3 separate regions of the Homo sapiens genome follow, and all the other regions are linked to region 1. A link is a loop called in an ENCODE intact Hi-C map of the cell type or tissue named here. Cell type or tissue: heart left ventricle. All regions are shown on one strand.

Region 1 (2,500 bases):
GAAAGATTGACTCCCTCAATTTCTGCTTATGTTAAGAGGATTGGGAAGACTAACTGCAGAATAGCAGGCTTACAGAAAACAGTTACTTCTTTTAATCAAACCATGTAATCAGAAGGCCTGAGTAATGATTAACTTCCACTTTCTCTGTGAATCACTCAATCACTCTGCAGTGCAAGTAGACTTAGATTCATTCTCTGCCAAAGGCACAGTAAATTTAATGTTTTTGCATTTAACATTTAATATTTTAAATATATGAATGGCCCTTGCTTCTGAGCTCATTTCAAAAACCTTGTGTTCTGCTAGGTTACAATGGCTGATAGAAATGCTGAGACATTTTATAGGTTTTACACTCAAACATAGGTACACATACCCTTTCTCAGTGACATTTTAATATCTATGATCCTATTAATAATTGAGCACAATTAATGGTGAGAAATGCATTAAGACCCTGTAATTTTCATGTACAGCATGACAACTCAATTGACTTAAGCAAAAATAGTCTACCGGAGTTTGAGTATAAAAAGAGGGAAAATGAGTATATTAACTACCTGTAAAAATGCAGAGTAACAGATACTGGGTTAACTATACGAATTCACGTTTCCCAAGTGTTATATGTATCACTATGGCCCTGGAAATGCAAAAAGAAATAGTACCTTTGTGGAGGCCAACTGTTCATGATTTAGAATTATCACAAATGAATCAAATATTGGACATGTAATATCCCTCATCTCTATAACACACTAACAACCTCCTCTGGAAGAAATTATTCCCAATGCAAAATCTCAACCTAAATAATTTTAAATTCAGGTGGTTTTTCATTTCTACTCACAAGGCATTGTGTTGAGGCGGGCAGGAGTCGGTGGAGAACGGTTTAAATGTTTGGAATACCTTCTCTTCCCAGGAGAGTTTATTGCCCAATAATGCATAATATATTAGTTGCTCAACGCGGGGGATCTAGGGAGTGACATCTTGACTGGAAACACACAGATCTGAAAACCACCTCTCAGGAAACGTTGTGGGGAAGAAGAGCAACTTTCTTATCCCTGTCAAACTAACCGGCGGAACCAACCCCAGAACTAGCCGGAGGGCCTGGGGAGAGCAGAAGGCTGAAAGCAGCTCCTCTGCGCTCCGCCGAGGGTTCAGGCAAGGGTTTTCTTCTGGAGGCGGCATTGTTCCTCCATCTGCTCAGCCTCCGTATTTCGCCAGGAAACCCTCCCCGCTTTCTCGTAATCTGTTCCTTATTTCTTTTGTACCTCTCAGCCGATTTCCATGCTCTTGGTCTCTGTGGTCCCAGGGCACAGCTCTAGGGTGAAGAGCTGCAGTGACTGGGGCGCCGCTCTAAGGCTTTGGAGGCGACTGCACTCCGCCCGGGCTCTGGCAGCGTGAGCGCCGCACAGTCGCTCGCTCCCTTCTCTCCGGTCTCTCCGGCTCGGACGGGCTCTCCCGGCCTCTCATCACCCACTCCGACTCGCCTTTCCTGCCGTGTCTCCCCACGCCAGCTCCGCGCGCTCGGCGCTGGCCGCCCGGGCGCGCTCTCCGCGCCGCCGCCTGATCCTCGGCTTACAGCCGCGGCGCTCCCCCGCCCGCCCACAGGCCGGGACTCCGAATTGAAGGGTCAACCCTCCGCGGGGAGGCGGGGAGGAGCGGCGAGGAGAGCTGGGGCAAGTGGGGAGCCGCGGGTGGGGGGACTGACGGGGGAACGGGAGAGTGAGGCCAAGAAGAAAGAAGATGCATCTGCTCCGAAGACGCCAATGAAGAAAGGACAGAGGGGGCAGGAGTGGAGTGGGGGAGAGAACGCCCACCAGGAGGGTGGGCAAAACGGGCAATTTACAAACTGCCGGGGCTGGAGATGCCGCGCGGAGGAGGAAAGAGGTTAGCGGCACAGAAGAAGAAATGAGGGGAAGTTCCCACATCTCCCCAAAAGGTCACGTTTGAAAACCGTGTCCCTTGAACGGGAGTTAAACAAGCGACTGGCCATGGTGTAAAAGGTGGATTTAAAAGGAAATTTAGTGTCATGTACTTATTTAGACACGGCTTCGTCTCGCTCAACTCTGGCAAATTACCCTCCAAGTAAAATGTATTGGTTTTATGCAGAAACGGAAGGCGAATCTCCTCCACTGTGGACTCCTCCTGAGATTGGTTTGTTTGCTGGTTATCTTTCTTTTTAAATGAAAAAAAGCGTTTGGGAGCTTCCATGAACCCCAACGCTTAAAAAAAACCACCCAGTTTATTAAAGTTCATTATTTTTTATTGCTTTTATTTTCATCAGAGGATAGGGTGAGGGACTGGCATCTTCAGATGTTTAAAACACTTATTTAGGTAGCATTATTTTTTATAAAGGACACGATTTCCTAAAACCGCCAGAAAGGCTATTGGAAAACTCAGCTACTAGCCTGGGAAAGAGAGACGCATTTAAACTCAAATAGACGATTATACCTCCAGCACCCCCCACCCCCACCCCAATGGGATTGGAAAAGGGTTGAGTTTACAGAAGAGAGAG
Region 2 (2,500 bases), 590 kb after region 1:
ATTCCCAGGAAATTTTCTAGCATTTGACATCTTAAGCCAATTAACCTGTTTACTCGTGAGTTATGAGACACTTCTCCCCTTTCCCTAAGCTCTCCTCTTACCCTAGTCTTCAAACCCCCAGATCCTATCTACTATCACGTGTCCCCTCCCTTTAGCCTGTGCCTCAGTGTTTTCCTCAAACTCTATAACTTAGAGCTTCTGATTTGGCCAAATTAAAGTGGTATCAATAACAGACATTTATACTAACAACTTACTAGGTATGCCTAATAAATGGAAGAATAATTATAGTTTTAAATACAAATCATACTAACTTCATTATAAATATTATTGGCATACAAGCACAAACTTTTAATATATGTCCAATCGTTGGTCTATTTCTCATGCAGTTAGAAATTCTACTTACAAGTTTAAAAACTCAGAATGAAGATTGCAACTCTTAAGTAGCCAATGGTGATTTATTTAACCATTGTAGGATAAGTTTTGAAAAGTTTTGAAAAATTTCAAAAGAAATATAAAGGTAGCGGCAAAAGTACTAAATTGTAGCACATGGCATTTAATTATCAAGTTACTTTTAAACTAACCAAACTTCGGGAAAGGTTATCGTTGCTTAAATTTACTTATTAATAAAATTATACTTCTGACATTAGAGGTCAGAAATCATAATGGCCTCCACAAAGCTACCAGCTTATCTTAGGCAATATATGAATGTTAGAGTACAGACCATGCAATTAAAGGTTACATGTTGGCAAGAGACCAAAAATACATACATAAGGATTCTGAGACATAAGATCTTCAATAGATTTAAACTTTAATCCTTAGATTCTGAAATAACAAAATATGGGACATGACATCCATGGGGAGAAAGTCGATTAAGATGCTTCGACCAAGAATCAGTCAGTCATGCTCTTGGCCTTAGGTTCAAACTTAATGGTATCAGATTAACTTTTCTTTCAGCCTGATAATTTTAACTCTTACATCATTAATGAGCGGACACGACAAATGAAATAGTATAGAATAAAATAGTTGTGCTTATTAGTTGTGCTTATTTTACTCTTTTAATTAAGAAAGCTCAGGTTACTTAGGGTACCAAAAAATTATATATATACAGGGTACCAAAAACAAAAATTACTAATTCAAAGAATCAGAGATTTTTATATCTTTTTACATCTTTCACGTGTGTGTGTGCGTGTGTGTGTGTGTGTGTGTGTGTGTGTGTAGATATACACACACATTATCTTCACAGGAAAAATTCTCAGGGCTTTATAAACATTTACTATATGTAGAACTTTAAACGCAGGAAAGGGCTCAACCAAAGTCACCGAGTACCTGAATTTACAAACGTATTTCTTAAGAACAAAATTTCAATAGATTGAAAGAATTTTGTAGTGTAAGGATAAGTCAGAACATAGTTAAACGTTTGCTGCCATCTTGTGGCTAATTTTACTTATGAATTTCTTCCATATGTTATTATATTTCAGTTCTAGTACTATTAGCCATCATGTGGCTAGTAATTCAATAGATTATAAGAAAAATTTTCTGTTAATGTTTCATTTCAGTATTAGGGTTATAAGTTTGGAAAGGACTCTATAAACTATCTAGTCTGACATTCTGATAAGAGCAGGAGTAATTTCTGCATTAAGGAACTTCTACAGATAAAACCATTTTATATATGGATACCTAGAAAAAGTGGATGGATACCTACAAAAAAAAACCTTACAATGAGCAGTTTTGAAAGATTTATAACAAAAGTGGTCTCCATCATTTTTCTAGCTAGCATTCTATTGTATTTGTTAGCATTGTATTTCCCTCTCTGAATCTTTTGTGCAACAATTTTTTATTTATAAGAACATATTATTGGTCCATAGAAATCTAAACACACACACACACAAACAAAAAGTCTGATTATTGTTCTAAATACTTTGGAAGGAGGTTTTCATCAATGAATACTTACTTTATAAACCACATTAAACCTAAATGTCTTCCAAGGTTTCACACTTAACTGTAATTACATGTTTCATTCCCACAGAAACACCCAATGCAATCTCAGTTACAGTACCATTGTACCGAAAAGGGTCATCTATTATATCCATATATTCTCTTCAATCTATGTCATTTGTGCAAAGAGTAAGAGGTCTATATCTGTCTATCACATGTGTCTCTCTCATATATAGAGAGGAAGAAATCAAATTATCTTTTAGGGACCTGGATTTCATCCAGGGATACCTGATTTCAGGCAAGTCATTTAACTTCCCTATTTTGATTCTCTCATCTATTTTCACTTTAATCTGTATAGTATAATGATAATTATATATTTATGATAGCATTTCATTTTTAAGAGGTTCACATGAGAAAAATAGATTGGCAACTTTCATTTTCAACTTGCTTTCAATAAGATTTTTTTTTTTTTTTGGCCAGGCACGGTGGCTCACGCCTGTAATCCTAGCATTTTGGGAGGCCAAGGTGGGCAGACTGCCTGAGCTCAAGAGTTCAAGACCAGCCT
Region 3 (2,500 bases), 580 kb after region 1:
CTAGTATCTCTGAAAAACTAGCTCGGAAAGCAGAATGACGTACAGATTGAAACCAGGAGTACTGAGAGCGCCCACCAGTAGAGTTTAGGCGCTGAACATAAACATGCTTAGTAAATCCAATTACATTGCTTGTGGAAACAGAATGGGTAATCTGTTAGAACAGAAACAAGCAATTGAGAAGATGACATTAATGTCTTGAAGGTATTTTAGCTGCTTCTTACATATGCTGTCTATTAAAAGTGACATAACCATAAATAAATTAATTTTCTAAAATTTTCTATAAAATTCATTTATTTTCATTTGAAAGATGAAAATGTTTACAATAGTTGCTACAGGTGGCTTCGAGAAAGCTATAATCTAATTTTCACAAATTAATGTTTATCTGCATTTGTCAATTTTAATTGGCCAAACTACTTTGCATATATTCATTTTATCAACTAAATGCAGCTTCTCTCCCATTGGTTAAGATTAATGTTGATGAAAAACCTGTATAAATACACTAATAGATTTAGCCATAACTCTTTGATGTGTTAACTGAAGACTTTAAGCAACTTTAAAATATATATTTAATGAGTATTATTTATGTGTCTTACCTGCGGAAATTTTATAAATAAAAAGAAATCACTTATAAAACTCAAGAGCACTCACAATGTGCCAGGTACTGTTCTAAGCACTTTACATATAATAACTCGCTTAATCCTTATAACTACTTAAGACTCACTTTACAGACAACGAAATTGAAACAGATTGTTAATAACTTGCCAAAACACATACAGCTAGTAAATAGCAGAGCAAGGATTTGAACACTAGGGTTCCAGAGTCCATGCTCTTAATCACCACCCAAATTGCCCCTCAGTATATAACATCATCTGCAAAAATGCAGTTGAGAGAATAAGAAACTTGCTACAGGACACACAGCTAAGAAATGACAGTCACTTGCTTTTCTTAACTTCAGTAGGTTAATAATTTTATAAAGAACAGATATTTCACTCAAATACTTAGTAATAGTAGTATTAAATATCTAATAATAATTCTGAAACTGTTGGAAATTTGGATTGTTCAGGAAACACTTTAAATATACATACATATATATACAATATACATGAATTTAGAACTCGTATCATCCTCTGAAATACAGTTTCAGAGATTATATTCTACTCATCACAAAAATAGTAAAAGGAATAAAACTCGGTCTCTGCTATGTCATTGGAACCGATCTGTATAAACAGAATCATAGCTATTTACATTAGTAAAGTGACAGGCCAGATTGAAACGCGTTTCTTTTCTCAGAGATTTTAGAACATATTTCAATCCCAGTAAAATTTCCTATCAAATAAACTACACATTAAGTATGTCTCTAGTTCATTCATAGTAGGGTTTTCTCAGTTGCCTTTACCCAATAAAGAGGTTAGAGGTTTGGATATAAATATTTAAAAAATGACGTATGATAGGATGCCAAGGTTTAAAGTGCACTAGGGGAGAACTCCTCTCCCCTAGCATCATGCTTTCCATGCTGATTCTTCAGTGCTAGTGTACAGAGCTGTGCTGTCCTTCCAGGAGCCACTAGCCACTTGTGGCTATGAAACCCCTGAAACACAGCCAGTCTGAAATGCAGCCAGCTTTGTAAGTATAAGGTGCACCCCACATTTTTAAGACTTAGTACATAAGAAAGAATGAAAATATCTCACTGATAATTTTACATTGATTCGCATTCAAATGATAATATTTTAGCATACTGGGTTAAATAAAATTATTAAAATTTTTTTAAAATGGAAGAAATATTTCCAATTTTTAGAAGTTAACAAATTCCATAACAACTTCATAAATAAGTCATTTACCCCATTAAATCAAAATAACTTACTGCTAATGATGATGTGCTAGAAAGACGACTCATTACATGCTTATCATTGCTGGAAGGACTTCTTCCCTCCACTGAGCCGTGGGATGTCATAAGAGCCCTTCGAAGAGCTCTTTTTGGAGTTTTGGAGAAAGAGAATGCTCTTGTAACCTAGAGTTTAAGTTACAATTAGTTAAACCTAGACAAATTCAATACAGCTGATGAGAATATTTAAACATAAAAAAGCCAAATATATGGCAAAAGTTTTTCTACTGTACTATGTGGCAGGATTAGAATCTCTTTGGCACAAAACAGTGAGGAAATTTGTAGACTATTTAAACTTTCATTTAGAGAGCACTGCAGTCCAATGGAAGGAGGAGGAGAAAAGAAATCTAGCCTGGGAGAGAAGAGACCTAAGTTCTTCTCTGATTCAGCCAGTCTAGTTGTGAGATTTCTAATCCAAAAATCCCCTCAACCTCCATTTCTTTATTGAAAGAGTGAAGGAATTCACTTGAATAATAATCTAACATGTTTTTCTCTTATACATCATAAATGTTAAATGATAGGAGATACAAAAATTATTAAAATACAAAGCCCCCCCACCAAGGGAAAGAAAACAAAACTTGTAAATCTAGCAGTAGAGAATATGGCTGTAAATCTCTC

The links. Peaks named below come from ENCODE experiments on the same cell type or tissue, not always from the same donor. Only the 100,000 strongest peaks of a DNase experiment are listed, where the experiment ranks them.
Region 2: it touches region 1 in a loop (4-fold over the local background); 14 of 110 quality-filtered maps call a loop at or near these places.
Region 3: it touches region 1 in a loop (5-fold over the local background); 14 of 110 quality-filtered maps call a loop at or near these places.

The regions. Positions count from the first base shown.
Region 1 is chr3:173,396,817-173,399,316 of GRCh38, reverse strand. NLGN1 (neuroligin 1) reads right to left here and starts at 1,573. Exons shown (of 7, transcript NM_001365925.2): 1 at 1,254-1,573. In heart left ventricle, a CTCF peak has its summit at 1,353; DNase peaks (open chromatin) are centred at 1,136 and 1,536; H3K4me3 peaks cover 2,500 bases; H3K27ac peaks cover 1,519 bases; H3K27me3 peaks cover 480 bases.
Region 2 is chr3:172,808,285-172,810,784 of GRCh38, reverse strand. The region is part of intron 22 of ECT2 (epithelial cell transforming 2); the gene reads right to left. Among named protein-coding and RNA genes, the nearest start is that of ECT2, 59 kb to the right of the region's middle. In heart left ventricle, a CTCF peak has its summit at 1,455 (motif pointing left); no DNase peak of the experiment used is centred here.
Region 3 is chr3:172,816,199-172,818,698 of GRCh38, reverse strand. ECT2 (epithelial cell transforming 2) reads right to left here. Exons shown (of 25, transcript NM_001258315.2): 24 at 1,862-2,008. Among named protein-coding and RNA genes, the nearest start is that of ECT2, 67 kb to the right of the region's middle. In heart left ventricle, no CTCF peak of the experiment used is centred here; no DNase peak of the experiment used is centred here; H3K27ac peaks cover 630 bases.